2 separate regions of the Homo sapiens genome follow, and region 1 is linked to region 2. Evidence: chromatin loops called from intact Hi-C (ENCODE). Cell type or tissue: natural killer cell. All regions are shown on one strand. Links, peaks and the distances in the headings refer to the core of each region. The heading gives the core; the rest is flanking DNA.

The links. Hi-C counts contacts between places; a loop is a spot of excess contacts. Peaks named below come from ENCODE experiments on the same cell type or tissue, not always from the same donor. Only the 100,000 strongest peaks of a DNase experiment are listed, where the experiment ranks them.
Region 1: a loop joins it to region 2, with 2.2 times the contacts of the local background. A loop is called at or near these places in 6 of 110 quality-filtered maps.

What each region holds. Positions count from the first base shown.
Region 1 is chr17:27,561,619-27,577,349 of GRCh38, forward strand. The region is part of intron 2 of KSR1 (kinase suppressor of ras 1); the gene reads left to right. Among named protein-coding and RNA genes, the nearest start is that of LGALS9, 62 kb to the right of the region's middle. RefSeq lists enhancers at 5,471-6,423, 8,177-8,937. In natural killer cell, for the core only: CTCF peaks have their summits at 7,861 (motif pointing right) and 8,062; a DNase peak (open chromatin) is centred at 7,803; H3K27ac peaks cover 2,374 bases.
Region 2 is chr17:27,465,157-27,480,887 of GRCh38, forward strand. All of the region lies in intron 1 of KSR1 (kinase suppressor of ras 1), which reads left to right. Among named protein-coding and RNA genes, the nearest start is that of KSR1, 17 kb to the left of the region's middle. RefSeq lists enhancers at 6,681-7,445, 7,446-8,210, 8,432-8,481, 8,502-8,831, 10,245-10,758 and 3 more. In natural killer cell, for the core only: no CTCF peak of the experiment used is centred there; DNase peaks (open chromatin) are centred at 6,735 and 8,625; H3K4me3 peaks cover 441 bases; H3K27ac peaks cover 5,104 bases.

The DNA of each region.
Region 1 (15,731 bases), core at 3,530-11,529, 96 kb after region 2:
TTTAGCACCTGTTGTGTGCTCGGCACTGTTCTAGCCACTGAACATGAGTTCCTGTCCTTCTGGAACTGGCAGACATCACTTTCTCCAATAGATGAAGTCATTAATTTTTCTTATCTTGAGCCAAAGGTACCCACTTTTCAGGGTGGGGGTTCCCCTGGTTTCATGAAATCTGAAAAATCATGAGCATGAATGTCCTGCTTAGTCCTGTACTGCTTGGTGTTTGTTTGTTTGTCTGTTGTTTGTTTGTGGCAGAGTCTCGCTCTGTCGCCCAGGCTGGAGTAGAGTGACGCAATCTTGGCTCACTGCAACCTCCACCTCCCGGGTTCAAGTGATTCTTGTGCCTCAGCCTCCTGAGTAGCTGAGACCACAGGAACATGCCACCACACCCGGCTAATTTTTGTATTTTTAGTAGAGACGGGTTTTTTCCATGTTGGCCAGGCTAGTCTTGAACTCTAGTCCTCAAGTGATCTGCCCGCCATGGCCTCCCAAAGTGCTGGGATTACAGGCATGAGCCACCAGGCCCGGCCTTGCTTGGTGTTTTTGATCAATCCTTTGGATTTCTGGGCTGCCCAGTCCAGTGAAAACTGACTAGACTAGAAGCACCATGTTGGCAGGGACCTGGCTATTTCATTCACAGCTCTATCCCCAGTGCCTGGCATGTGGTGGGTTTTCTTGTTGAATGATTGGATTCAAATAACATTATCCAAAGAATTTTGGTCTCTTGGCCCAAGGCGTCTCAGGAGCTCTCACCTGGGCCAGTGAAGGTTGCGTTACAAGGATCTCTGGGGAGGGTGAAGACGAGGTGGCTGCCGGTGGCCTGCTGAATCCCAGGGCTCCGAAACTGCCTCAGGCTTCTGTCGGCCACAGAACTTGAGCAGGACTGTGTGCCTATAGCCCTGCCATGAGATGGCTTTGGTGTAGTGTGTGCCTGAGCCCCCTCTGGGGACTACCTGGCTCCTGAGTGGTCAGCTTGTGTGTGTTCCCTCCTCCTCCTAGGACCACCTCAAAGGCAAGATTGCTCTAGAACAGATCTGACTATGGCCAGATATCATTGGGAAACATTTATGTCAACACTGCACTGTTTTAAATATTATAAAGCAGCAATCTCTTATTACCCTTCTTTTAAAAAAATAGCACATAAATTTCAGTGGCCCCTGCTCCTAGCTATGTACCTTTGGGGGAGGCCACAGGATTGGGAAACAAAATTGTTTGAGTGTCACCTCTGGAAGTAAATGGCCTTGGAGGCAGACAAAATTTTGACAAAATTCTTCCTTTGCCACTTGCCAGCATTGTGACCTTGGACAGGTCCCTTGACTTCTCTGAGCCTGCTTACTGTCTTAGCTGCTCTTGCTGGAAACCTGGGAGTCGTTTCTGACTCATTGTGCTTCCTCAATGCCCACGTGGAATCAGCTAGCAAATCCTACTGGCTCTATGTCCAAGTATGGGTCTCAAGTCCTTTTGCATCTCTTTTCCATCACTGCCACCTCCCTGGTCCTGACTAGTCCTCGGACTGTTGCAGTTTCCCCATTCGCTCCCTATATCCACTCTTTACCCTCTTGATTTCATTCTTCGTGAGCTAACAGTGGTTTTAGCAAATCCGGTTATGTTACTTTCTTACTTTCTCTTTTTCCTTTCTCCTTTCCTGTTTCCTTTCCTTTCCATTTTCCTTTTCTGTTTTTTTGCTGCCCAGGCTGGAGTGTAGTGGTGCAATCATGGCCCACTGCAGCGTTCAACTCCCGGACTCAAGTTATTCTCCTCCTCCCCAGTAGCTAGGACTACAGGTATGCACCACTGTGCCCAGCTATGTTTTTATTTTTTAGTTGAGATTGGGTCTCACTCTGTTGCCCCAAGCTGGTCTCAAACTCCTGGCTTCAAGTGATCCTCCCACTTGGCCTCCCAAAGTGTGGGGATTACAGGCACGAGCCACCGAGCCTGGCTAGATAGTTCTGAGTTAAATATTCTGTCAGTGTCTTGTTACGCTTAGCACAAAATCCAAACCCTTCACCTACCTTTGAGGCCCCTTAAGTATTCAGTATCTGCCACCTTCTTCCACGTCATCTCCTGCCTTTCTGCACTCTGCCACTGGCAGGAGAACGCATCAGATGGTTTCCTGTCTTAGCCCAGGGCCTTTGTATGTTCTGTTTCCTCTGCCTGGAAGTTGCTGTACCCTTGTGGCTAGTGCCATCTCATCCTCTGACCGGGACTTAGAGGTCAGCTCTTCAGAGAGGCCACCTTGTCTAAGCTTAGAGGCCTGCTATACCTGCCGCTTTATCTCAGCATGCTCTTTCCTTTTAGCACTTATTCACAAGCTTCAATTATGTATTTTAGCTATTTTTTTATTTGTACAGTTGGTATTCGGTAGCTTTTTTTTTTTTTTTTTTTTTTTTTGAGATGGAATTTCACCTTGTTGCCGAGGCTGGAGTGCAATGGCACGATCTCGGCTCACTGCTACCTCCACCTCCCAGGTTCAAGCTATTCTCCTGTCTCAGCCTCCCAAGTAGCTGAGATTACAGATACCCGTCACCACACCCAGCTAATTTTTTTGTATTTTTAGTAAAGACAGGGTTTCACCATGTTGGCCAGGCTGGTCTCGAACCCCTGGCCTCAGATGATCTGCCTGCCTCGGCCTCCCAAAGTGTTGGGATTATAGGCGTGAGCCCCCGCACCTGGCCTTCAGTAGCTATTTGTTGACTGGATGGGATGGATAGATGGACAAATGGAAGAATGACATGGCACCAGGGCTCATAGTAAGTACTTACTTAATCGAAGTTATATTCTTCTATTCCTAGTTAGAACTTTTTTCAAAGCAAGTTCAGATACCTGTTGGCTTAAAACAGAGACTTACCAGTTTAGGCAATACAAATCCAAGGAAGTCTGGATGCAGGGGCTCAGGTGATGCCATTAGGATGTGCCTGTGGGACAGGCTTGCTCCGCATGGCAGGTATGAAGAGCACAGGCAGCTGAGCCTCACTACCTTCTACTGTAGTCATGCTTGTCCATGAAGGGCTGTTTCCCTTGGCTGAAAAATAGCTGAAAAATCCCAGAGAAGGCTCTGATTGGCTTGGCTTTGACCACATGTTCATACTGTAACCAATCACTGGGCTAAGAAGATGGAAGACCCCCCCCCCCCACCTCCCCCACCCACAGTAGGCTCAGGAAATGGGTTCTTGGAGGAAAGACAGCCCTGATAACAGAAGGCAGAGACGTGTAGAAACTTTTCCTCCCTCAGAGATGATTTGTCAGAGGCTTTGCAGCTCCACAGGAAGGGTCTGCAGAGATCATGTTTCTAGACTACAGTAGGTGAGCCCACCCTCCAGTTTTTGTTTTTAATAACATTTGTTATTTCTCTCACTATGAAATCAATGTTTATTTTAGAAAATAATAGAAAGGCAAAGAAAACCCTACTCAGAGACAACCATTGGCTGTTAGCTTTTTAGGTGTTTTCTTAATATCCAGTAATTTACATATATGTTTATTTTCAAAGTGTGTAAAGTATAGAAATTATAGAAAACAGTAACAGCTCCCATTTATTATGGTTTGCACTGTAATCTTACTACTCAAAGGAAACACTGTAAACCATTTGATGCATTTCCTTCCAGTCAACCAACTTTGCTAGGCTTCTCTTTTTCTTTTTCTTTGTAGTTTATTTATGAATTTATGCTGTAATTCTTTAGCAGGCACTCCCATTGTGCCTGGGACTGAGCTGTGAGCTTTATGTGGAATCTCATTCACTCCTCTCAGTAACTGTATGAGGAGGCAGTGCTTTTATCCTCAGTATAAAATAGAGATGGAAAAACTACGTGAAATTATGTTTATTTAGTTTTGAGATGGCATCTCACCCTGTCACCCAGGCTGGAGTGCATTGGCACAATCTTGGCTCACTGCATCCTCCATCTTTTGGCCTCAAGCAATCCCCCTACCTTAGTCTCCCAAGTAGCTGGGACTACAAGCACACCACCACAGCAGGCTAATTTTTTTGTATTTTTGGTAGAGACAGGCTTTTGCCATGTTGCCCAGGCTGGTCTCAAACTCCTGAACTCAAGCAGTCCACCTGCCTCAGCCTCCCAAAGTGTTGGAATTACAGGTGTGAGCCACCACAGCTGGCCACTAATTATTATTTTAAAACAGCATTCTGTGAATCTAATTATGAACATCCATTGTAGAAAAATTTTAAAATACAGAAAAGTTTAAAAATAAAATAAAACCCCCACATAACCCTGCCAGCCACTGATAGCCAGCACTTAACTGTTTTCTACATTTTTTTTTTCATTTGCATGGACTCCAGTTCACGGTTTCTGGTGTAGACCTCTAGGAGTTTTGACAGCTGAGCATCCTTTTGAAGGTTGTCCCATGAGCCATCCCAGGCATCTGCTGCAGTTCATAGGGTTCTTCCTGTTGGTCTCCATACCACTCACCCGAAGCATGCGAGAAGCTGCAGGGGCTTGGGGGCAGTTGGAGTTCATGTGGGGGTGGGGGTTCCCCAGATGATTCACTGGAAGGAGGGAGATGACCGTGTTCTTATTGACTCAGGTCCTACCTTTTGGAGGGAGGTGGCAAGGCAGGGAAAACCTCTTGGTGGCCTTGCATCCTGGACATCCTGGGTGCCTGGTCCCCAGCCCCTGCTGCAGGGCCTGCTGGAGCCTGCACATCTCCCACCCAGCACCTGCCCCGGGAAGTATGTGCTGACTCCCCAGCTCCCAGGCACAAACTATTTTTGGCTGCAGTGACTGTTCACTACAGTCATGAAAACAGAAACCCCTCTCCCTGCCTCCTTCTTCCCTGGGACACTGCACTGGGGGCCAGGGCTGCCGGGGACCCTGGGCTCAGGCCCCCTTGTCATGAATCGCCTGTGGAGCTGGGTGACAGCCAAGGTGTCCAGGGGCACAGGGCCCCCACCTCTGGGGATGCCAAGAGAAGCCCGAGGCGTGAGCCCACCTGGGCTGGAGGATTATGAGGTAGGCACGGGGGTCTGGGCGCAGGAGGCCATTCCACAGCTCCCTGGAGTTGAGTCTGTTTGCTAGACTCTGAGTCCCTGCTTTGCTACCTGGCTGTAGAACACGTGTGGAGAAATCGCATGTTGGGGCAGAAGGTGCTTGTTTCATGACTTCATTCGCTGTCTTCTGTGTGATAAAGTCACTGGGGATCAGTTAGAATCTTCCTGAAATAGATCCTCCCCATCCTTCTAGTGAATAGTGTTTGGTCATTTCCTGCTTTTGAGTAGGACACACACTTGTTCTGAGCATGCTGCTTTTTTACAGGGAGCTTAAGAACGTGGAGCTGTATAGGCTGATCCAGCTCTACCTCTCCATGCTTCTGGTTGACCAGGCCAGGGAGGCCGATGGTTATAGAGACTGTGAGTGCTGACTTTGGGGTCACACAGACCAAGGTCCAAATCCAGGCCCTGTTACTCAGGGCTTGCAGTGTCTTAAGGTGTGTAACTTAATCTCTATGAAGCTCAGTTCCTTAGCTACCAAGCAGTTGTGCCTAGGCTACTTACACGGTGGTGATAATACCAATAGTTGTTATTTTTATGATTAGACTGATTGTGAAAAGGGAAAATACTTCAAGAAGCTGTGTAAGAATCCATGTGCCATGGCCCTGAGTGGGTCTCAGGACCTGGGCGTTAGGGTGTCGCTGGTGACGTGGGATCTGTTTCTTCTTTTCAAAAAGAAGAAAAGTGCATTGTCACCAAAATGGGGGTGGGGCTCACATCTGTAATCCCAGCAATTTGGGAGGCCGAGGCAGGAGGATTGCTTGAAGCCAGGAGTTTGAGACCAGCCAGACTGACATAGTGAAACCTCGTCTCTTTTTTAAAAAAAGTTGTAGTGGGTAGGAGTGGGCAAGAACATGGACTTGAGGAGTTCCGCCCATCTGCCACCTTCTAAGCCACTGAGGCCTAGGACCTGGCTAGGCTTCAGGTGAGGCCACGAGCCCAGAGCCGCATTGCTTCTGGATTGCACAGGGCTCTGGGCCCACAAGGCACTCATGTGACTTGGCGTCCCTTAGGCAGAGGGAGGTGATTCTCAGGGCAGACCTCAGGGACATCTTGACCTTGGCTCCCTTCTTGGACTAGTGCAGAAAACCTGGAAGGAATGAAACCTTTGCACTTGGGCAGGGAATGCGTGCTGGAAACTGGCTCGCCCTCCCGGGGGCATGGTATATCCTGGCGTTGGTTACTGGCAAGTGTGTCTGGACACCTGGATCCTGGTCCTGGCACCATTGTTTGGGGTGACCCAGGCAGGTTTTCTCCTCTGTGAAATGAGTGCTGACTAGATTGTCCCTAAGTTCCCTTTGGAGCCTGCCTTTGATCTCGGCAGAGAAGGGGTTTCTTCCCATCCCCTTGAAGATCCATTGGCCCCTTTCGTGCCCCTAGAGCCTGGTAGCTGTGGCATTGGTCTCCCCAGCTTCTCCTCGGCCATCTGCTCAGGGTCTCTGTTGAGGTCCCATAGCTTTGATGCCTGTTACTGCTGTGGGGCAGAAGTTGTTTTCAAGGTTTCTGGAAAACCACAGAGGGGCTGCCTGAGGGGAGCAGGAGCTCCTGAGACACCTGTCTCCTAGTTGGACCCCCATGGGGCAGCTCCAAAACCCGACAGCTCTTGTTCCTAGGCGGAGGAGCCTGGTTCTTCTGTCTCCAGCTCTGGGCTCACTTGCTGTGGCCTGGCTCATCTCCCATCTGAATGGACAGACCACCCCAAAGGACAGACCTCACGTGCTAAACACTGGGACATGTCCCTCTGGTGGACGGCATCTGTGATTTGGCTTCTGGCCCCACAAGGGACCCACCAGACTCCAAGGCTGGTGCCCGAGGCCTATTTGATAGTCTGGACGCCCTCTGGCACCAGGGCCCTCACTGGCTGAATTCCGAGCTCTTGCCCTGTGCATGTGGAGGAGGAGGGGACTCGTCTGACCATTCTCTTTTTCAATGGTGTGTCCGAGCAGGGGAGAATGGGGAGGGGGAGCAGTAAAGATGCCGGGGACATGGCCACACCCAGGAACCCCTGTTTAGTTCTGTCAGTGCCTTGACCCCCAGGAGAGCTGGGGTCCCCCATGGGGAGTTACATCTCTAGCCACACCTAGCACCCTGCACCCTCCTCATAGGATTACCGCATCCCAGTTTGCCGGCAACAGTCCCAGCTGAGGCCTGCTGTCAGGGCTCTGCCTTCCGTAGAGGAATAGTGTCCCTGTTGAGGGGCACGTCCTGTCCCTACCCTCCTCTGTAGCCCCATCCTCAGCCAGCTGCCATCCCTGAAAGGGCCTCTGATCCCAGGCCCTCAGCTTTAGCCCCTGCACATAGCCCTATTTTGTGCAGGGCGGGACTTTCTCATTTGCCAGTCCCCTAGAAGTCAAGTGTCACCCAAGGTTAACGCAGCTTTTTGGCTGTGGCTCACCCTCCCACGTTCCATCCTGACCCACTTTTCCTTTTGAATGTTCTTTAAACATTTAAAAAATTTAATGTATTCATTTTGACTCAAGTTCTAGTGTGGGATCTTGTGGATAATACTGTTTCTTTTTTTAAAAAGAATTAAAATTTTACAATCACGCATTTTGTAAAATGTTACAAAACATCCTGGGAGTAGGGAAACCCACTCTGTAGAAGCCTTCCCATCTCCTCTCTACATTTTGGGAGTAATTGGGGGACACACCAGTGCCCAAAGCTGGAGTAGCTGTGTGTGTTTCTCTAATGCAGGACACATCCGGCCATTTTCACACAGGAGCCTGGTTTTAGAAATGTGTGTTGATGATGCAGAGAAAGGTGACAAGATGTGGGTGTGCCCGCAAGCCTGTCCTGCTGACTGTGTGCTGGGGGTTAGGTGGGGAGGTGGGAAAGGAGGAGGAGCCAGGCCCAGGGCCACCAGCAGGTGGAGCCCAACAGCATTGCTATGTGTTTGGGGGTTGCCAAACTCTGGCCCTTGGGCCAAATCTAGCCCAGCACTATTTTTTGTAGAGCCTTGTGAACTAAGAATGGTTTTTACATTTTGAACTGGCGGGAGGAATTAAAAACAACAGAATATTTCGTGACCCGTAAAAGTTACATGAAATTTGTTTCAGTATCCATAGTTAAATTTTATGGGAGCACAGCCACACCCATTTGTGTACGTGTTGTCTGTGGCTCTGGTGGTGCCACAGCAGCAGAGTGGAGCAGTTTCGACAGAGACCATGTGGCCCACAAAGCTGAAGAGACTCTGTGTGGCTTTCAGAAAAAGTTTGCCTATTCTCACACTATGTATTATACCTCTGGATTTATAGAAGGAGGAATGGGGCCTTTCCACGCTGATAGGGAGAGCAAGGAGGCAGCCACAGGACAAGCTTTCCAGGAGGGTGGGCTGGCCTGGAGAGAAAGTGGTGGCTGTGGTGACAGCGGGTGCAGCTGGAAGCTAGATATCTGGTCCCAGGCAGAGTTGAAAAGTGCCAGCCTCCTCCAAAGGACTGGAGTGGAGGCTAAGTGGGATTAAAAGGGAACATGGAGAGACCTCCTTGGAGGAGCCTCCTGCAGCTGCTTTAAACCCCACTGCCAGAGCTCACCCTAGCTGGGCCCAGGGATAGAGCGGTGTGGGGTCTGGAAAGTCATATGTGACCTGTGATGCCAGTGGTGGCAAATAAACGCTGCCCTGGGAAAAAGGGCTCACTTCATAATGCAAGGCAGTGGACACAAGGGCTGGCTGGTGGTGGGTTGAGATGGCCTTGTTCTGTGTGGCCTTGAGCAAGTTACCCGCCCTCTCTCAGCCTTATCTCCCATCTCAGGCTGTTAGGAGGATTGCATGTGCTGACCTCTGTGGTTCATCTGACAGTGCCTGGCACGCAGGACATGTGTAATAAATGCTTATTGCCCTTTCTTGAACCCCTCTCATCTCTTTCTCCCCTTTGACCTCTATTCCTCCACACCCACCACTGTACCTTCTTTCTAAACAAGCTTTCAATCCCAGGCTTACCAATGCATACGTGAGAAGAAGCCAATCCTGAAGGTTCCAGTTCAAGCCCAGCTCCCTACTGTGAGCCCCTATTTGCTTTGTGGAGAGGGAGGCAGGGACCTGGGCACAGGAGAGGACGTCTCCTGGGACAGCTGTGAGTTTGGGCTGGGCTCGAGTTCAGTGGAAGGAATGTGGCCTCCTGAACACAGCCGTGCTGTGGCCACATCTGCCTTCTGGTCTGGACATCCCCAGACCTGTTCTGTCCTGGGCTGCCTTAGCCAGACTTTGGGCCCCAACGCCTGTCTGCCCTCATGGTCCGCACCTCCAGAAATTCTGATTTGGCCGGTCTGAAGTGGGGCCCAAGCATTGCGATTCATTTTTAAAGTCCCTGGAAAATTCCAGGGCACAACCCGGATTGAGAGCCGTTGATTTGTTCTAGGCAGAACCACTCATTTTATAAATGGGAAATCCGAAGCCCAAAGAGGGGCGGGGACTTGTCCGAGGTCAGGGGCATTGCGGGGACCCAGTCTGGCTCTTTGCTTCACTGTGTTGGCCTCTAGGGAATGGTGTTAAGAGGGGAGTTTGCCCTCAAGGAACCAACTGACTCTCCTGGGAGGGGGTTTTGTTTGCCTTGCTTCCCAGGGGTGGGGTAGTGAGGAGGCTGGGCCCGGAACTGGCCACAAGCAAAGCCAACATCCCCAGGCTTTCTGCTGATTTCTGTGGAAGCCCCTGGAGGCTGCCTGACCTGGGCTCTTGCCTCAGCCCTTCCTGTGCCTCCCAGAATATCTGACTGTTACTATCCAAGTCTCACTCCTCCCTCTCCATGAGCCCCAATGGTGGGTGCAGGTAGGAGAAACATCTGTCAGGTGCTCCCTTGCCAATTTGAGACATGTGGCTCCCAGCCTGGGCTGCCATAGAAACCTTCTCCACTTGCTCCTCTCTCTCTCTCTCCTTCCAGCCCCGCTGGGCTCTGGCCTCAGAGGGATGTGCAGGGTCCTATGTCACCACCCACAGGGCTCTAGGAGCCCACCTTTGGCCTCTCTGGTCTGACCAGTTCCTGGGGAAAGGTCTGGGGTTAAGGATCCCTTTCATCACCCATGCACACCAGTGATCCAGGTTCCACAGATGGACCTGTGTTCCAGCAGCACTGCCTGAGGCATGTTCTAGGGATGCAAAACTGAACAGAAACACAGAGCCTGGGTTTGCTTCTTGATCTTCCTTCAACCCAGCTTTCACCCGTGTTCTTGCGTGAAGTGCAGTGTGTTTGTATACGTGGCCGGTACAGCAGCGGTGCCGCCCCTGGCATTTTCCTGGTCCACCTGACTGGCCACAGGGAGTGTGGCGCCTCTCAGTGTCAGCAGGCCCAGGTTTCTAAGTATAGACCCCAGGCAGCCCCGTGGCTGCTAGTAAATCCCTGGATACCATTTGATACCTAACTGGCCCTGAGCTGCCGGCTTACCCAGCATGGCCTGTGACGCCAGCCTCTGCCAGCTGCTGGGGGAGGGGGTAGCACGTTGCCCAAACCCATCCTCACCCTCCACTGGAGAGAATGGAGACCAGCAGTCTCCTGCTAATGACATGACTGGATTGTCACAGACTGGGAGTGACCTCAGCACTCAACTGGCCCTGCTCTCCAATTATTATCAGAAAGAATAACTTAATCCCACCTACTGGAGAACATATCTCCTGGTTTGAGAGAGACAGGCAGAGGCAGGGAGCCAATGATCTCTGATGCTGTCACTCTGCTCCTCATTCCTGCATCCCCACCTGTGTGCACCCATGCTAACCCTGAGACTTGTCGGAGCTGGGACTGGGCATCTCTCAAGATGGATTGGGCATCTCCTATGATGGTCTGGGCATCCATGTCTTCCGTTTTTGGTTTGTAGTTCCATATTTTGTTCTTTAGACAGAAGCTGGGGTGGGCAGTAATTCCTTGGAGGCAGTACGGACTCCCAGCCGGGTTCTCCAGAACTTTGGGGTATGGGCAGAGAGAGGGGCCTTTTGCCCTTGGCTTTGAGACAACTTAGCATCTTCTGGGCACCTCCTGGCAGATGGGATGCCCTCCTGGGGCACTGGAGCCTCTCAGACCTGAGAAGGTTTCAGAGTGGCTTCACCTGCGAGTTCACCTTCAGCAGGTGGCAAAACTGATTCCCTAATTTGTTTTTGGTTTAGAGATGATCCAGGAAAGTTGTGAGTTACTCTGCTTTGAAAACATCTTCCTAAATCAGACTTGGCTGTGCCTGTCACTGTGGGTGGGCGAGTCACATCCATGTGTGAGGTTTCGGGGGTGCTGAGTTGCTTTGGGGCACTGTTGAGTCATGATACTGGGAGATATCAGGGCCCCTCGCAGGGGCCTTCACAGCCACGCGACCGTCCTGGTAGCTTTCCTTTCTTGATTAAGTTAACATTGGGTCTCAGAGTCAGTTGTAGAGTTGGGAGGTGGGGCACTTTGTTTCCAGGGTGGGCCCCTCACTGAGAAAGCCTGGTCCCCTGGAGTACTTGCTACTGGGCCTGCATCCTCCCCCGTTTGCCTACAGAAATAAAGTTTTAGATGTCACTCACTGATCAGATTAACCTTGGAAGGCATCAGATTCTTCCCATGGGGTCTCCGCGCTTAGGCCTGGAAGCCCCATGTTCCTCATGGACATAATTTGTTTTGTTTGCACAGATTTGAATTAGTTATCACCATGTAAAAGCCAGCCATTTAAAAATAAAAATTCAGATTTCTTTAAAACCAGAAGTTCTGGTGCCCCTCCATTGCCTGCCCCTTTCCCCAACACCAAGGGAGGAAAGCGGGGGTTTTCTGTTTAGCATTGCCATTGCTGCCGTTGGGTTTCTTGTTCAGTAAAAAGGCAGAGAAGTGTGTTAAATCAAGTTTAGCCTAGAGCTACCTCCTTAGATATTTTAAGTTCAGCCTAAAGGTTTTTCTGTATATCATGAACTATAACAAGTGGAGGTATAAAAACACTGTAGACTGCACTTGTGCCAATCAAATGTAGCCAACTGTTCGAATCTTGTTCAAATAAGGCAAAGGAGCTGTAACCAATCCAGCTGTTTCTGTACCTCACTTCTATTTTCTGAAAGTAGGTAGAAATTAATTTACTTCGAAAAAAATAATTTCCCCTGAAAGGTAGCTGCTGTATCCCAAGGCTTTGCCAGGTTAACAAGTGGACAGCATGGAATATTTGGAGGAGGTTTGGAATCGTGCGCACGTGGGTTTCAATTCTGCTCAGCCACTTGTTAAGCTGTGAAGTCTCTGAGCCTCAGTAAGATGGACTTAACTCCATCTACTTGCGGAGTTGATTAAAGATAAAATAATGTATACAAAGCCCTAGGCATATTGTTCTGGCAAATAGTTTGTAATAATAAATGTAGTTACTTTGAGAACTTGAAACTTGGTATGGGTGAGGAGGAGATGAATAAAAAGAAAGAAAAAGAATCCCTATTTGCATTATAGTTAGGTTGAAGATTGGGTTTCCTCAGCCTGGCTCCCTCCCCAGCCCCATTAAACATCTCTATCATCATCTGGGCAAACTGCTGAGTCATCACAGCCTTGGAGTATGTGGTGGAGAGACAAACTGAGGACACCCTTCCGGACAAGTAGAGGATTGCTTTGTTCAGATAAGGTGAAGGTTGCTCTTGTGCTTACCCTGACGGTATCGCCAAGGTGCTCTTAACAGTCAAATGAGGGCAAAGATATCCAAACCTCATTTCAGTGGAAGACAGGCTAAGGGAAAGAAAGCAAGACATGTTGATTGTATAGAAGCTTCTGCATGGCACCATTTGTCTAATCTGCCTCCCCTGCTGGTGCCGTTCTCATCAGTGGTTCCTGTGACACTTTAGTTTTATCTTCTGGAAGGCAACCAGGGTTTTGGCCAACCAGTGATGAGCTTCTTGGTACAGTTATGTGTCTGGCTTTATTTTGGTGTGATCATGCTAAGTGGTGATGTGATTCTTGCCTACAGCCCTGAAGATTGAAGAATATACTGAAAAGCTACAAAAGCATCTGCCGTCAGCGGGTACAGTAAAAAACAAACAAATACAGAAAGGCAGGCATCTAGCTCCAGCCTTGCTATGGGAGAGAGGGGTATGGGTTGGGCCTCATACCTTCAGGACTCAGCCAGTATCTTCATTAGGGTTAGTTTTGACGCTTGAGACAAGGAATTACAGCATGTAAATGGAATGACAATGAAATTAGTCCTTAAAAGTAAAATTAGACACAACTTGCTAAAAATCAGGATTGGCTTAGATTCTCAAGAACTGTGAGCTTTATAGCAGTCATTTGATGTGGAATGTCTGGCCTTCTCTGTTACAGAAAATCTGGAAAATATAGAAAGGGTTAAAGACAAAAAAAGGTCTGATCTGGTCCCATAGCTCTTTGAACTCTCTCTGCTCTAGTGCGCATCTTACTGCATTGTAGTTACCTGTTTAAATGTCTGTCACTCCTCCCACTGGGCTGTAGGCCACTTGAGACCAGAGGCATGTCCCATTGGTTTTTTATATTTGTCCCAGGTTTGGTATTGTTGCTGGATATAGGGGTCCCATTCTGGATCCCAAAAGAGGGTTCTTGAGTCTTGCACAAAAAAGAATCCTGGGTGAGTCCACAGAATAAAATGAAGGCAAGTTTATTAGAGAAGTGGAGAAACAAAAGAATAGCAACCCCGTAGGCAGAGCAGCCCTGAGGGCTGCTAGTTAGCTATTTTCATGGTTATTTCTTGACCATATGCTAAACTGGGGTAGATTATTTGTGAATTTTCTGGGAAAGGGGCAGGCAATTCCTGGAACTGAGGGCCCCTCCCCCTCTTTAGACCATATAGGGTAACTTCTGGGCATTGCCATGGCATTTGTAGACTGTCATGGTGCCGGTGGGAGTGTCTTTTAGCATGCTAATGCATTATAATGAGCATATAATGAGCAGTGAGGAAGACCAGAGGTCACTTGGGATACCATCTTGGTTTTGGTGGGTTTTGGCTGGCTTCTTTAGCTCATCCTGTTTTATCATGGGGTCTTTGTGACCTGTATCTTGTGACCTTCTCTCTCACCCTATGATTAAGAATGCCTGACTTCCTGGGGATGCAGCACAGCAGGTCTCACCCTCATTTTACCCAGCCCCTATTCAAGATGGAATGGCTCTGGTTCCAGTGCCTCTGACAGTGTCATGTGGCTCAAAGTAGTCAGAGCTGGAGAGGTTTCCTCCCTCCCTGATGAGAGGAAAGGGCACAAGTTTTGAAGTCCACTGAGCCTTGATTCTACCATTCATTCTTTGTATTTTCCATTGCTTCATAACAAATTTAGCAGCTTAACACACCACCCGCTTATCATCTCATGGTTCTCTAGGTGGAGGAATCCACTCAGGCTCTGCTTATATCCCTACTTGGGATCTCACAAGGCTGAGGTCAAGGTGTAGGCCAGGCCTTCCTCTTACCTGGAAGTTCTGGAGAAGAATCCACTTCACGTTCATTCAGGTTATTGGCAGAATCCATTTCCTTGTGGCTGGAGGTCTGAGGTCCTCATTCCCTCAATGGCTGTCAGCCAGGGGCTACTTTTTTTCCCAGAGGCCACCCCCATTCCCCTCCTCCTTCAAAGTCTGCTTTTCACGCTTCAGGTCTCTTGACTTCTCTGTTACCAGCTCAAGAGAACCCTTTGCTTTTAAAGGGCTCTTGTGATTGGATGAAGCCTACTTGGATAATTTCCCTTTTGCTGTATATAGTAATACCCCCTTTTCTGTAGGGGATATGTTCCAGGACCCTCAGTGGATGCCTGAAACCATGGATAGTACTGAATATATATATATATGATGTATACTGTGTTTTTTCCTATACATACATACCTCTGATAAAGTTAGTAAGTTGGGCACAGTAAGAGATTAATAATCAACAATAACAAAATAGAGCAATTATAACAATACACTATAATGAAAGTTACAGGAATGTGGTCTCTCTTCTCTCTCTCAAAATATCTTACTGTACTGTTCTCACCCCTCATCTTGTGATGCTGTGAGATGATAAAGTGCCTATGTGGGGAGAGGTCGTGGCAGTTGATCTGATAACCAAGATAGCTACTAAGTGACAAACAGGCCGGGAGTGGAGACAGTGTGGAGACGCTGGACAAAGGGACAATTCACGTCTCCGGTGGGATGGAGCTGGATGGCGCAAGATTTCATCACATTACTCAGAATGGTGCATAGTTTAAAACTATAAATTGTTTATTTCTGGAATGTTTCTGGCATTTTCCATTTAATAGTTTTAGGCTATGGTTGGCTGCTGGTAACTGAAACTGCAGATAAGAGGGAGACTTCTGTAATGTAACAAGATCAGGAGCAACACCAGGGGACAAAGGTCACAAGACCACCTTAAAATTCTGCCTGCCACTTTCTTCACCGTATGGCCTAGTGACCTCGTGCAGGTGACATAATCTCTCTGAGCCTCTTTCTTCATCTGTCAGGTGGGGCCAGTGAAAAGTTTTGATAGAAATCAGGTGAGGCAGTAAGTGCCTCTGCAGTGTTTGGTGAGGTTTTTTTGTTTTTTTTTTTTAAATCCTTCCTTTCTTGAGCCAGTTTGATTTGAAATCTCTCTTATCTGATTCAGATACAACAAAATTGTGAAGGGCCATCTTTGTCTGAAGTACTCGTCATTCTAAAAAGTTGTTATGACTCGCTGTTTTTTTTCTGTGCAGAGGAGTAAGAAGAAACAAGCTGGGCAACATGCCCTCGTCCAAACCTTTCTGGTCTTTACTTCCTCCCCTCACCCCCCACCGAGTCTGCTTCAGCTGCTGTCTCTGGGAGCCTGGAGGGTGGGGGCCAGGGAGCTCTGCTTGTGTCCC
Region 2 (15,731 bases), core at 4,025-12,024:
AGCTGTTTGTCATTTGCATTGAAAAAGTCTCCATTCAAACTGCTGTCACATATAAAATCTATTTATGTAAGTCTGTATTTTTCTGTTGTCTTGGCCTTGGTGGGCAGTAGTGTGTTTTAACTGAGCAAACTGTCTTTCCAAATAATGAAGCTGAAGTCAGCCTACCTGCTTGCCATTTTTCTTCCCCTTCCATTTTTCTAATCTCCGGATAATTGTAAGAATGAATTAAGATTTGTGTTTAAGGCCGGGCACAGTGTCTTAGGCCTATAATCCCAGCACTTTGGGAGGCAGAGACGGACGTATCGCTTGAGCTCAGGAGTTCCAGACCAGCCTGGGCGACATACTGAGACTCTGTCTTGTATAATTAAATTAAAATTTAAAAAAAGAAGAGATAAAGACCCGTGTTTAAAATTTTTAAAAAAGGGGGGAAAGTGTAATGCAAAATGTGGACTATGCCAGCTATGATTGGGAAAAATAATTTTTCATACAGCATTATCTATAGATTTGTATTAGCAGCATACTGGTCATAAGCGTTTTGCTTTCCGCAAATATGATGTGGTAAGCTACTTTAAAGTGTGGTGGGGCTTTCTTCCGCATGGCTCCTTGAGGGGTTGAGTCCCAATTTATCCAATTAATTTGGGTTTAGTTTTGATATGGATAAGGGAGACCAGCTTCATTCATGGTGCACACACAGTTTTGCCAATAAGGAAAAAAAAAAGCCACCTGAATGTTCCTACTCATTAGGAGCTATCTGGAGAGCTCCTACCCCACTCCCACCAAGGCCTGGGCCCTTAAAAAGGCTCAGTGCAGCCTTTCTGTATCTCACTGTATTCTGCAAGATGCTCCTGTGAAGAAAGTTGTGCTGCATCAGCCATCTCCCTCCTGAAGATCCCTGCGGATGAGGATTTGTGTTTTAAAGGTTCTGAGAAGTACTGCAACAACAGTTCTCAAACTTATTTGTCCAGGGGATCTTTTCTTCCACTGAACGTAGTTGGGGAGACATGGCCTTAAGCCTTGAGCAGAGAAAGAGACAAGAAACTGTTGGCTCACTTACAACCAAGTGTTGTGTTTAAGTTTTAGGTTTTTATGAAACTGAGGTGCTGTTTGAGTTTCCAAATAAAATTGGGTGGTTGAAGAGAGGCTGGTATCCCTGTAGACTTATCCAGCCATGAGAAATTGCCTTTTTTACAAAGGGAAATAGGGTGTCTCCTGGGCATCACATTAGCACTTAAATACATGTATCACTGAATCCTTCTAACAAGAAGAGGAAACTTGCCGAGAGAGGTGTGCCCGCCTGCCTGCCTGCCTGCCTGGAGTTTGCACTTCCTGCCTCCTCCTGGCCCTGGGTGCATTTAGTTGGTGTTAAGGGCATGGTCTGCTCAGTGTCTACCAGGAACCTCATGATCCCCCTGATGGGCAGAAAACAATCCAAGAGAAATGCAGATGGCTGTGGGTGCATTTGAGCTTGGGCTGCAGGGGGTTTGGGGGAGAGGGCTGGGCTACAGATGAAGAATGCTTTTCAAAATAAAAAAGGAAATGCTGGCTCTGAATGGAAAGGAAAGGAAGCAGCTTCCTGTTTCTCGTGGTGGCTTTTTGAAAGGAGGAGCTCTTTCTGGCCTCTTGGCCAACGGAGGCCTGGGCCGGCTGGGGCCACTCTAGGTGCGCTGGAGTCGAGGCTCCCACACTGCTGCCTGAGGTTTCAGAAAGAGCGCTGGTTCCACCCCGTTTCATTTTCCCCGGTCGCTGAGTCAAATGGATGCATGTGGTTTCCAAAACGAATATCTGTACCTGTTACAAAATGGATGTGTCATAATGGGTGACATTTACTTTTACGGCAAGCTTGCTTTGTGCCTGGCCCCCTTGTTAAGCTTTATGTAGCATTTACTTTTCACAACACCCTTGTGAGGAAGGTCTTCTCGCTGTCCCCATTTTACAGATGAAGAAACTGAGGCACAGAGGGGTTAAGTGACTTTCCCAGAGTCACATAGCTAAGGAGAGACTGAGCTGTGACTTGAACCCAGGCAGTCTTAATTCCTTGCCTTTATGACCCAGCTTGGATTTGCAAACTCCTCTCTCCGTCCAGCTGGAAAATCTGTTAGCATAGGATAATTTTGAAGACTCTGGTTGCCTTTGTCTAGGCTCTGGGGGGTAGCCCCAAACCCTGGGCCAGGCCATAGTGATTCCTTGGTGTGTAGCGGGCAAGGGAGAAACTTACTTTTTGCCCTCTGAAGGTTTACTGAAAAATTAACTCACAACATATAGATGACTAAGAGAAATGGCATATAAATTGATTCTCCCTGGTGTATCACAGAATCACAGAGCGATTACTTAATATCCCAGTGGGACCCAAATATTTCTTTGAATGTTCCTAAGAGATAGACATTATCTTGTGAATGGGTCTCTTAGGGTGTGGTTGCGTTTTTGGTCTTTTTTCCTGCAATAGATAATGAGATAACAGTGAGGGGAAGAAAAAACAATCCTTGGTCCGTGGTGGGTCCATCTGGTCATTTTATAGACAGGGGAAATGTCTCTTTCAGTGTCTGTTAATCTCTAAGGGCCTTTAGTTTAAAATGCTCATTATATCAGAGAGCTATGTTTTGAGGTCAAGTTCCCTGTGCTCCATCAGGTGAAATGCCTAGGTCTGAGTTTATGTTTTGTTTTTTTTTTTTTTTGAGACGGAGTCTCGCTCTGTCCCCCAGGCTGTAGTTCCGTGGCGCAATCGTGGCTCACTGCAAGCTCTGCCTCCTGGGTTCCATTCCATTCTCCTGCCACAGCCTCCCGAGTAGCTGGGACTACAGGTGCCTGCCATTATGCCCGGCTAATTTTTCGTTTTCGTATTTTTAGTAGAGACGGGGTTTCACCGTGTTAGCCAGGATGGTCTCGATCTCCTGACCTCGTGATCCGCCCGCCTCGGCCTCCCAAAGTGCTGGGATTACAGGCGTGAGCCACTGCGCCCGGCCATATTTTTTTTTTTTAACTTTATCATGGAAAGGTTTAAACTTGTACAAAAGTAGAGAGAATGTTGTGACCACCTCTGTGTAGTGATTACCCAGCTTCAGCAATAACCAGCTGTGGCCAATTATTTTTTTTTTTTTCTGAGATGGAGCCTGGCTGTGTTGCCCAGGCTGGAGTGCAGTGATGAGATCTCAGCTCACTGCAACCTCTGCCTCCCGGGCTCAAACAATTCTCCTGCCTCTGCCTCCCAAGTAGCTGGGATTACAGGCACACACCACCATGCCTGGCTAATTTTCTTATTTTTAGTAGAGACAGGGTTTCACCATGTTGGCCAGGCCAGCTTGTGAGCTCAAGCAATTTACCCACTTTGGCCTCCCAAAGTGCTGGGATTACAGGCGTGAGCCACCGTGCCTGGCCTGTGGCCAATCTTGAGTGATCTAGGGTATTTATGCTCTGTTTTGGCGATGGTGGCCCTGGGCAGTTCGTCTCTAGGAAGCAGAGTGACCCAGGGCGGTCTTCTCCAGCCATCCGCTTCCAGGCTGAGCTGTACCTATCTCAGCAGGCTGGGAGGAATCTCTGTGTTTTCCTATGAAAAGGCAGTTTTGATTATTTTCTCCTAAGCTTGCTCTGGCTTCTGGCAGCAGGTACATTGCAGAGTGTCCATCTCACTATCTAACCTGAGTCCCCCGCCGCACCTGAAACCTGTTCTCAGACGGCTGGGTGCTTTCCCTGTCCCACAGCAGTCCTGCCAGAGACTGAGATGAGAGTTTTTAACGAAGCAGGGCCCCCAGACCCAGCGGAATCCCACTGTGCACATCCTGATTTCCAGTCCATTCTTGCCCATGCCTCTAGTGTCTCTTCCCTTCCTTTTCCTTGTTGCTTGTTCCCATTATGAGATAAGTGTATTTCAGCTAACATTGATTAAGCTTCACTGTGTGTGGGCCCTGGAGAGAAGAGCTGCTGAGTACAGGAAGGTGCTATTCTCTGGGAGCCCCGGGCAAACCCTCATTTCTGCGGTTCCAGCCTGGAACCCGGATCCAGCACCTGTAAAAGTCTTCCTTGCCCTTCCCGGCTCTTCTCTCGAGGCTCTGCACAGTCCTTCCTGAAGCCTAGCTTTGTTGACCACTTTCTCATTTCTTTTCTCCGTGGTCTTTTGATCCCAACAGGTAGTTTTCTTTTGGTTGTTTGTGCTTTATTTTGGCTTTTGCTGTATTCTCTTGCAAGCATTTCTCAGGTGCCGAGTCACTTTTTGCTGGCTGTTTCAGTCTCTGAGTTTGGCCTCCACAACACAATCGTGATGTCACTATGGGAAAGAGCCCCTCAAGCACTTGGTAGGACATTGAGGCGTGCATTGAGGGCGCCAGGATGTGCGGGGACTCTGGGGTGAGGATGACATATTCGTATTCTGACTCCATTCCTTGCCAGCTCTGTGACCTTGGGCAAGTTCTTTAGCTCTCTGGACCTCAGTTTTCTTGTTAGTTAAAAGGGGATAAGAGTAGGTTAATTTTGGATTCTTTTGAGAACCAAGATACAGAAGGAGTGCTGGACAGTGCCTGGTACTTAGAAGGAGTTCAGTGTTTCCCCCACTGTCCCCCGCCTTTCACGTAGCATTACTCCAAAACACTTTTCCATGTTTCCCTATTATCTTCCTTTTGGTCATTTTAGTTGCCACATGAGAGTGTGTCTAGTGGATCTGCTGTAATTTGGCAAAGCATTTTCCGTGTTATTGGACATTTCAGTAGTTTCTAGATTTCTGCAATTATAAACAATGTGAATGGAATCGTCTTTATATAGGCGCTTTATTTTTGTTCCTATTCTGAATTTGTTTTCTTGGGATAATTCCCAGGAATGGAATTACTGGATCAAAGAGCATGGAGATGGAGTGTGTGTGTGTGTGTGTGTGTGTGTGTGTGTGTGTGTGTGTTAAGACTTGCCAAACTGTTCTCCCATTTTTTTTTTTTTGAGGCGGAGTATCGCTCTGTTGCCCAGACTAGAGTGCAGTGGTGTGATCTCAGTTCACTGCAGCCTGCACCTTCCAGATTCAAGTGATCCTTCTGTCTCACCCTCCTGAGTAGCTGGGATTACAGGTGCACACCACCATGCCCAGCTAAGTTTTGTTTTTGTTTGTGTTTTTTTTTTTTTTTTTTTGAGACAGACTCTCGCTCTGTGGCCCAGGCTGGAGTGCAGTGGTGCGATCTCGGCTCACTGCAACCTCTGCTTCCCGGGTTCAAGCAATTCTCCTGCCTCAGCCTCCTGAGTAGCTGGGATTACACGTGCCCGCCACCACGCCCAGCTAATTTTTATATTTTTAGTAGAGACAGGGTTTCACCATGTTGGTCAGGCTGATCTCAAACCCCTGACCTCGTGATCCACCCACCTCGGCCTCCCAAAGTGCTGGGATTACAGGTGTGAGCCACTGCGCCAGGCCTAAGTTTTGTATTTTTAGTAGAGACAGGGTTTCACCATATTGGCCAGGCTGATCTCAAATTCCTGACCTCAGGTGATCTGCCCACCACAGCCTCCCAAAGTACTGGGAGTACAGGCGTGAGCCACCACACCTAGCCCCTCCATTTAACTCCTGTTGAATGATAGCTGTTTTAAAAATTGTACTCCTGGGTAAGTATCTCATATTTTTTACAATTCTTTCTGACCTTTGTACCTTTCTTCTTCTCTCCTTTATTCTCCCCATTTTTTGACCTTGTTAGATATTCCTTATCTTGAATTTGCTATTTCTCTCTTCTGTGCATTCATTCAGTGACTTTTTTTTTTTTAAATTTCAGACAGAGACTCACCCTGTCCCCCAGGCTGGAGTGCAGTGGCACAATCTTGGGTCACTGCAACCTCTGCCTCCCGGGTTCAAGCGATTCTTGTGCCTCAGCCTCCTGAGTAGCTGGGAGCACAGGCACGCACACTACACCCAGCTAATTATTGTACTTTTAGTAAAGACAGGTTTTGCCATGTTGGCCAGGCTGGTCTCAAACTCCTGGCCTCAAGTGATCTCCCTACCTTGGCCTCCCAAAGTGCTGTAAAGGCGTGAGCCACCGTGCCGGGCCCACTCCAGTGACGATTTATTGAGCATCTGCTCAATATCAGGTTTGTTTTAGGCACTGTTTTAGGCACTGAGGAAGGAGCAAGGAAGAAAATAGAGGGCTTCCTTCAGTGGAAAGAGAAAGATAATACACATGCCAAACAGACAGACGTGCTCTCAGAAGAAAACTGGAAGTGGGTTAGAGAGAGGTGGGGGTATGGAAGAGGTGACTTCTTTAGATGGGGTGATCGGGAAAGGCCTTCCCAGAGAGGGTGACTTTTGAGCTGAGTCTTGAAAGATGAGAAGGCCACTGTAGCCTGGAGGAGTGTTCCCGGCAGAGGGACTGGCTTGTGCAAGAGCCCTGAGGCAGAATCGAGCTTGGTGTGGTCAAGGGCCAGGAGGAGGCTGGTGTGCCTGGAACACAGTGTCAGGGGAGGATGGTTGGCCTTGGGGTCAAGGAGGTAAGCAGGGGCATGGGGCTGTTTTTTCAGTGCTGGGCCGCAGGAGAGAATTAATGCACCAACTCAGCAAACAGGTGTCCTCCTACTTCCCCCTCCGCCCTCCTGGCCGGGTTTCGTGCCAGGCACTGTTCTGGAATATAAGAGTGAATGAGAGATGTATTGTGCTCCAGAAAGCCAGCTTAGTGGGGGAGTTTGTGGATGAGTAAACTCATAGAAGGTGCTGGTGAGGTGTGAATGAAGGCTCATCAGGCCGCGCAGCTGACTCATCTCTGTACTGAGGTGTGTAGGGACTTGGGAAATGTGTCTTGATTTGCACGGAACTGTGCTCTGTGCTGTCAGCCTTCACCGTGGTAACTGAAACTCAGTTCTCTGATGTAAAGCCTGGCAGTCCCGGCCTGCTTGGGGGCACCTGGACCCCTGCCAGGGAAGGGGTCCTCAGACTTGAGGTTGCCAGCTCAGATGTGGGGCTGCTGATACTAGGTATGAGTGTCTAGGCTCCCAGTTATGGGAAACAAGACCAAGAGACAGCCATGGGAAACCCCCTTCTTACTGAGCTGCCTGCCCTGACCCTTTCTCCCCTGACTGCGGACTCTGATTTGTGGCTCTGGTTGGGAATGTAGATTTGGGGACATTGTGCTCCTCATGGGTTTCTTCCCGTAGGATGGGGCAAAGAAGGGGTTATGAGATTGAGCAGATGCTTCTGGGAGTCTAGAGTGTACTCACATAGCGAGGTGTGGACCTCATGAGAGTGCCTGGAAATAGCCTGGTGGAAGATGTTGGCACCATTTCGTTTGGAGGAGGCTGAATGACTCATAAGCCCCGGGGGGCTCTGATGTCATTGAATTAGGGGCCTCCTTTGACCAGGGTTAACCAGCACCTTGGGTTCCTTGCATGTAAGCTTGTTGCTATTAAATAAATGGGAAGTGGGCTGGGCCCCGTGGCTCATGCCTGTAATCCCAGCACTTTGGGAGGCCGAGGTGGGCCGATTACCTGAGGTCAGGTGACCAGCCTGGCCAACATGGTCAAACCCCGTCTCTACTAAAAGTACAAAAATTAGCCGGGCATGGCGGTGGGTGCCTGTAATCCCAGCTACTCAGGAGGCTGAGGCAGGAGAATTGCTTGAACCTGGGAGACGGAGGTTGCAGTGAGCTGAGATCATGTCACTGCACTCTAGCCTAGGCAACAGAGCGAGACTCCATCTCAAAATGAAAATAAAAAAAAAATGGAATGGAAGGCCAGAATCCTGGGAATGTATCAGTAATAACTCAGGGCCCTATCCCTTCCTCCCACAGTTATGGCTAATGTGAAGTGGACCTGCCCAGGTTTTTTGAGACAGGGTCTCGCAGTGTTTCCTAGGCTGGAGTTCCATGGCACCATCATGGCTCACTGCAGCCTCTGTCTACCTCTCTGGCTCACCTTCAGCCTCCCAGATAGCTGGGACCACAGGTGTATGCCACCATGCCCAGCTAGTACCCAGGTTTAAGGCAGCAAGATTCTGACAGCAGTTCTCTCAGTTAATTTCTCAGTAATGATAACTTTATGAGCCCATGTAGGTGATGAAATAAGGCCCAAAGTCACACAGTAACTGGTGGAGCTGAATTGTCTGAATTTCCATTTGTGTTCATTTCATTGCCCTCTTTAGAAATTTGCTTGATCTTGGGTCTTGTTCAGGGCAGAAAGAGATAATACAAGGCTTTGGTGATGCTTAGCATTTTAGAAGAAGTAATGCTGGGTGGAAATGGATTTGGCAGTCTCGTTTTTCGCATCATTGGAATGGGAGTCCCTCACAGTTGGAGACAGGATGAAGTAACAGAGCGTGGGGATCTGGATTAACAGGTGGCCATTCGCAGAAAGGAGGCTGCAAAGCAAGAGGTGGGGGCTTCTGGCTGAGCAGGAAGGTGGGAGAGGGGCATCCTTGTGAGGAGCAGCCTGTAGGGCTGGGGTTTGGGCAGCAGGCAGGCAGAGGACTTTATCTGATCACCTCAAATAATTTTGCCTCTGCTTGGAAGGGTTCTAGCTACAAAGGCAACATAGCAGGTAGTGCTTGGGTGTGATGGTGATAGGCACAGCGGTATTTTAAATACTGGTGGTACATTTTAGGAGAAAGAAGGTGACGAGTCCCTGGGGAGAGTCCCTGTGGTGGCCATGACTCACCGTGGCACAGGGGACAGAACAGAACAAGGAAGAATCCATCAACGAATGGAAACTTGTCTTTTTAGGGGACAGGAAGCTTTTTTTGTGTGGTTGGCCTGGTGGCTTATGAGGAGAGGTGAACATTTGAGACAAAACCCCAGGCCACTCTTCCAGCTGCATCTTTGACAATTTTGAGAGTTTTAGGAAGTAGTTAAAAAAAGAAAAAGAGAAACCAAAAGCCAAAGACCTCGTTTACTCACAATACCTGTGTACAGCCAGCCATGTGGGCTGCGATCGGCCATGTGTCTAGAGGAAACTCCTTCACTTGCATCCCTCCCTCCTAGACCCCTAAACCAGAGGGGGCTTTTGACTATTCTTAGAAGAAGACTTAGGCGGCCTCAAATGACCAGACCTTGTCTCAAGCATCTAACAGCTTAGGCCAAACTTCCTCTCTGGCCCTGTTTGGTTTAAGCAGTTTCCTGGTCTGGCAGGATTTGTTATCTTAGCACCCAGCTTGTCAAAGCCGTAGTGCTACTTGTTATAGCAAACAGGCCCCTGTCACCCTGTGGCTGCAAGCCAGGCAATGCTTATGTTCCAAAAGTCAGACCTGCTGTTCTTACTATAAAGCTCTGCTGGACCATGGGTGGCTTCTATCTTTGGATGTAAGGATGGGAGGATGAGCAGCACCTCATGCTGTGTAAGAGCACAGGTTCTGGTGGTTGACAGCCTGGATTCAGGCTGCACTGCCTTTCTGGCTAGCTGTGTGTCTTTGGGCAAGTTGCTTACCCTTTCTGAGCAATAGTTTCCTCATCTGTGAAATGGGGATTATAATGGGGTCGTTTTTCATAGTAAGTAAGATGAGCCATGGAAAAGCACAATGCCTTGTGCAGAATGAGAATATTTTTATATTATAATATTACTATTTATTTTATCGACAAGTGTTTAATTAGCACCCATTAGGGACTGGGCACTATTCTTAGCTCTGGGGAAAATAGCAGTGAACAAAATGGACACAAATGTAGACCTTGTGGAACTTACGCTTCAGTGTTGGGAGGAGACATTCAGATGACAAGTAAATATCACCTGGAATCCCAGTTACTTGGGAGGCTGGGGCAGAAGGATCACCTGAGCCAGAGTTCAAGACCAGCCTGGGCAACATAGCAAGATTCCCATCCCTAAAAATACCACACACACACTAAGGAAAATGTGTTATCTGTTAAGTGGTAAAAGTGCTGTGGAGAAAATGAAAGCAGGGAGGGGTGCCTAGATGGTGGTATAATTTAAAGTGAGGGGTCAGGATGGGTTTGCAGAGGAGGTGATATTTGAGTAAAGACCTCAAAAGGGTAGAGAAGGGCTCCATGGGGATACAGCTGGAAAAGAGCTTTGGAAGCTGAGCTCATGTGGAAGCCAAAGGGGAGTGAACCAGGGTTGTTGGAAAACCCTGGGGCCAGGGGTGAGGCCACAAGGGGCCCTGGGCATGACATTTAGGGAGGTGCTTGCTTTCCAGTACCCACTGCACTCACGGGTCTCTGAGCACAGGTGTGAAGGAGGGAAGAGTAATGAGAAGAGAAGGTGGTGAGAGGTGCTGTGTTTATGTGGGCTCTGCCTCCATCCTGTAGGATCCACAGGTGATTTTGAAACTTATGTCTTACTAAAAAATGGAGTTTTGGGGCTGGCACACTAACCTACTGACTTACAGAAAGTCACTTTCTGACTGCGTGGGCAGGTGACAGAGCGCTGGCCCGGGGCAGGCTGAGGCTCTGCCACTCACTGAGGGCGTCAGGTGGGTGAGCCATGTTTATTCATCCAGCAGCTTTTACAGAGCTCCCACGGCAGGAGATCATGCTGGCACCTGCCCGGTATTACTCTCTTCATCTATGACACGGGGACAGCGATGCCCTTCCGTCCACCCCATCCTTACAGGGGTGTTCCTCCTGAGGCAAGAATGCAATAGAAAAGCAAAACAGAATGTATGAGGCTATTTGCATTATCCATAATACAGAAAAAAATGAAAATAAGGTAGCTGTCCAGTGGTAAGGGGAGGTTTGGCAGACCATGGCACAGCATGCGATGGGTGGGTCATCACACACACAGATGTCAGTGACAGAGGCTGGGTAAGAACATGAGCATATTCATACTGTTACATCGAGGAAAAATACACAGTATTTAAGATTGCATGTATGTGGCATTTGTAGTCCTGTAAATATGTGATGATATGTATGCATATGGGGAAAACTAGAGGTGAAATTGAAATGAGTTATTTGTGGTGGGACTGTTTTTCTTTTGCAAAAATTCCTTTATTATTGCTATAATTGCATTCCTTCATTTATTAAAGTAATGAATATTTGAGCACCTCCTAGCTATCAGGCTCTGAGAAGGTGCTTGGGTAGAGCAGTGGACTGGACTGCACGGCTCCTGCCCCGGGGGGACCATGCTCAGTGAGCGATTCTTGAGCCCCCACCCCTTCTCAGCGCTCAAGGATTGAAGGCTAATGAAGTGGTGCAAAATTCAAACTTTCTGGAATAAAACGGAGAGTTGGTCCTCCAGGTTCTCTGCAGGGCGCTTGTTGAGCCAGTCCCAGATTCTGCTGAGAAACAGGGAAGTTTCCAGAGTTGCCACCCCCTCCTGAGGGTAGAGAACTCAGGGGTAGAGCTGGCTTGGCACCAAAAGGGCTCCCTGAGTCTTGGCTGCTGGGACTTGAGCAGTGCTGGGGCGCTGCCGGTGAGCTGTGATCCCATCTTCTCAGGGAGCGCCCCTGCCTGTTTGACTGTGGTGCCGTTGGTATGAGAGGTTGCCCCAGGAAGGAGACCGCAGCTGTGGGCTCATCTCCTGGGTGCCCAACACTCACAGGGTCCACATTGCCCGTGATGTGCCCTGGGAAGCCCATGGTTGACTCAGAAGGACTGAAATGTTAGACAGCCACAGATGGTCCCACTGCCCCCACTCTGAGAAAAGCCCTCTGGCTGTTTGGATGAGGGTGGTGGCGATGAGGACATTTGTAACTGCAGCACACATGTAAGGCCTGCTGTCTATGTTCTGGGCTCTCAGATAGCACTGGGAATACTGTACCCCACCAGTCCCCTCCATGACAGGAAAGGGGTCCCGATCCAGACCCCAGGACAGGGTTCTTGGATCTCATGCAAGAAAGAATTCAGGGCAAGTCCATAGAGTAAAGTGAAAGCAAGTTTATTAGGAATGTAAAGGAATAAAAGACTGGATGCTCCACAGACAGAGCAGCCCTGAGGGCTGCTGGTTGCCCATTTTTATGGTTATTTCTTGGTGATATGCTAAATAAAGGGTAGATTATTCATGCCTCACCTTTTCAGACCATACAGGGTAACTTCTTGACATTGCCATGGTATATGTAAAGTGTCATGGCGCTGGTGGGAGTGTAGCAGTGAGAACAACCAGAGGTCACTCTTGTGGCCATTTTGGTTTTGGTGGGTTTTAGCTGGCTTCTTTGCTGCAACCTGTTTTATCAGCAAGGTCGTTATGACCTGTGTTTTGTGCTGACCTCCTGTCTCATCCTGTGACTTAAAGTGCCTAACCATCTGGGAATGCAGCCTGTTAGCTCTCAGCCTTATTTAACCCAGCTCCTGTTTAAGACGGAGTTGCTCTGGTTCACATGCCTCTGACACCTCTAGCTGCCCTGGAAACACCAGAGTTTCGTTCTTACCTCCTATTATACAGGGAACTGAAGCCCAGAGAGGTGAGTTAGACTCTTGAGGGCACACCAGTGGTGACAGGCTGAGATTAGAATTGTAGTCTGGCTGATGACCAAGCCCATACCTTTGCAGTTTCTTTGTCACAGCTCACTGGACTGTGGGGTGGTACAAGTTAAAAATCTGTCTACATAGGGAAAACGGTGATGTATAGACCCCTGTCTGCCTCCTGCTCCACTTCCGGCCCATCCCTCCCAGAATGCCATCATAGCCCCTCCACTTCTACGCCAGATGCTTCAGGGGAAGTTCCCTGTTCTCTTCTTTTTTTTTTTTTTGAGACAGGGTCTCACTCTGTCACCCAGGCTGGAGTGCAGTAGTGCAATAACAGCTCACTGCTGCCTCGATTTCCTAGGCTCAAGCAATCCTCCTGCCTCAGCCTTTTGAGTAGCTGGGACTATAGATATGCGCCACTACACATAGCTAATTCTTTTATTTTTTGTAAAGATGAGGTCTCACTATGTTGCCCAGGCTGGTCTTGAACTCCTGGTCTCAAGTGAGGCCAAGGCAGGCCTTGGCCTCCCAAAGTGCTGGGATTACAAGGCGTGAGGCACCACACCTGGCCTTCCTGTTGTCTTTGAGGGAGACTAAAGCCCTCTAGCTTCAAAGGAAGGAGTTCTTCTTTCTTTAAGGACAGACTATGTCATGACCTTTTTACCCAGAAATTCCAGGGCTTAGCCCAGTACTTGGCACACAGTAAGTGCTGAGGAATTGAACGAGGGTTCTGGAGTATGTGCTTTAATCAGGGCTAAACTAACCTCACAGCATTCCTAGGAAAATAACACAAACCGGTATAAAAGGGGATGGTGTCAGGGTTAGGAGTGTGGCCTCTGGGGTCAGACAGCCTGAGTGTGACTGCGCCTGTGCTGTGGACCCTTCTTACCTTGGTCAAGTTATTTTGCTTTTCTGGGTTCCAGTTTCCTCATCTGAGGAATGGGGACATACGAATGGGGACAATGTCATACCTACTGTTTGGGGCTGTTATGCGGATTATTTATTGTTTTTTGCATGACGTCACCACATTGGTCATGAGATGTTGTGAGGATTAAATGAATATGGTAGGTGGAGTAGGGCTTTGTGCCCAGTAAGCGCTTGATAAACATGAGCTGTCCATTATTGTTCTCTGGGGAGAATCCTGTGCCCCCAGGTGTGGGTTCCCATCCTGTCTGTGGCTTCAGAGTCCAGACCTAATGCCACCGACCTCCTTGCCCTTCCTGCACCCCTACCATGGATCACCATTGGAGGAGTGGGGTTGGGGGCTTATCACCCCAGGAAGATTAGATAAATTGGGAAGTGGGGAAGTCTTGGGCAGACTCAAGACCCCTGAGTCCCAGCTTTGTCATGCTGTGACCCTGGGCAGGTCCCCTCCTGGGAATCCATTTCCTAATCTGTGAAATAAGCACGACTGTTGCTGGTGTCACGAGAACATGGTCAGTGCCATAAAGCATGTGGCGGGTGGACTTCCATCCATGCTCCTCCCTTCATCCATGCTCCTCCCTCCATTCATGCTCCTCCCTCCTTCCATGCTCCTCCCTACGTCCATGCTCCTCTCTCCCTCTGTGCTCTTCCCTCCCTCCGTGCTCCTCCCTCCATCCATGCTCCTCCCTCCATCTATGCTCCTCCCTCCCTCCATGCTCTTCCCTCCATCCATGCTCCTCTCTCCCTCTGTGCTCCTGTCTCCCTGTGTGCTCCTCCCTCCATCCATGCTCCTCCCTCCATCCATGCACTTCCCTCCCTCTATGCTCCTCCCTCCATCCATGCTCCTCCCTGCATCCATGCTCTTCCCTCCGTCTGTGCTCCTCTCTCCCTCCATGCTTGTGCATCTGTGCTCTGCCCCTCCTCCCCCATCCATGCTCCTCCCTTCATCCGTGCTCCTCCCTCATCCTGGAGTGCCAGACCCACTGCCAATCTTATGTGAGTTCACATAACCCACATCAATAAGGCGAGAGCAGATGGGTGGCTGGGTTCCCGTTCTCGCTGCAGCATCCCAGGTTGCACCCCTCACCTCTCTTTGCTCTTCCTTTTGTTCCTTCTGAGGCGGGTGTAGGGAAGGGAGGAAGGTGCCGCTCCTAGTGCAGGTGACAGGGATGGGCTGCTCTGACCCACACTGGCCCTCCACCTGCTTTCTTTGCTCAGTTGAGACCCCTTCATCTCCTTCAAGTGCTGCAGGACATGAGACAGACGCTTGGACTTCCCTTGAGAGCTGGGCATCCCAGACCTCTGTTGCGGCCTCCAGGGAGTGGGTAGGTTCTGGTTGGAAGGAGGAAGGGCTTCAATGGGATGTGAGCCTCAAGCACGGGAGAGAATTACATCCCTGGGTCCAGATGGTTGAAAGGGGCCATTCCTGAGCCATCTGCAGAACAGGTGCTGTGGCATGAGAATGACTGACTAACAGAGGGGTGGCGGCACCACACAGACATTAGAGGGTGACCTGTGCTGCGGGGGCACCTGGGTTGGACCATATTCTCTCGGGTGTGTGTGAATGTATGTAGGTGTCTGCCTGTGTGTGGGTTTGTCTGAATGTAAATAGGAATTCTTGGTGACATTCAGGGAAAAGTTTAATGATAAAGGGGTCTTTTAAAATGCAAGTCAGCTCTTTTGCATCATCTGCAGAGACCATTGACTCTCATTCCACTTGGGGCAAAAGCCAAAGTCAAGTCCCTAGCTTCTGTCCTTCACCCCATTGCTCATCCTGCTCCAGCCCCTTGGGCCACCTTCCTGTTCTCACATCCCCTAGATGCCCCCAGGCCTCCTCCCCTTGCCTCCACTCCCAGAGTGAGGTCTTCTCTAAGCAGCCCATGTAATTGTGAACCCTCCTGCCTCCCCCACCTAACACATACTGTGGTATTACTGACTTGTTCATTGCGTGCCTCACCTCCCTAGAATGAAAGCTCCACAGGGTAAGGATTTTTCTCTTTCATTCACTGATTTTCTTTTCTTTTCTTTTCTTTTTTTAAATTTTTAAGACAGAGTCTTGCTCTGTTGCCCAGGCTGGAGTGCAGTGGTGCGATCTTGGCTCACTGCAACCTCCACCTCCCAGGTTCAAGTGATTCTCCTGCCTTAGCCTCCTGAGCAGCTGGGATTACAGGCATGCTCCACCATGCCCATCTGATTTTTGTATTTTTAGTAGAAACAGTGTTTCTTCATGTTGGCCAGACTGGTTCTCAAACTCCTGACCTCAGGCGATCCACCCGCTTCGGCCTCCCACAGTTGTGAGCCACAGCACCTGGCCTATTCACTGATGTTTTATCCTCAACTCCTAAACAGAGTAGATGCTTAAATAATATTCAAATGAATGAAAGAAGGAACAAAGCAAGTTACTAAGAAAACTGCCAAGGCCTAGTGCAGTTTGACACTCAGAGCCCAGTAGGACCCATTGAGTAGTTTTCCGATGTTGGAAATAACACCAGTGGATCTGGGCTCGATCCTCCTTAG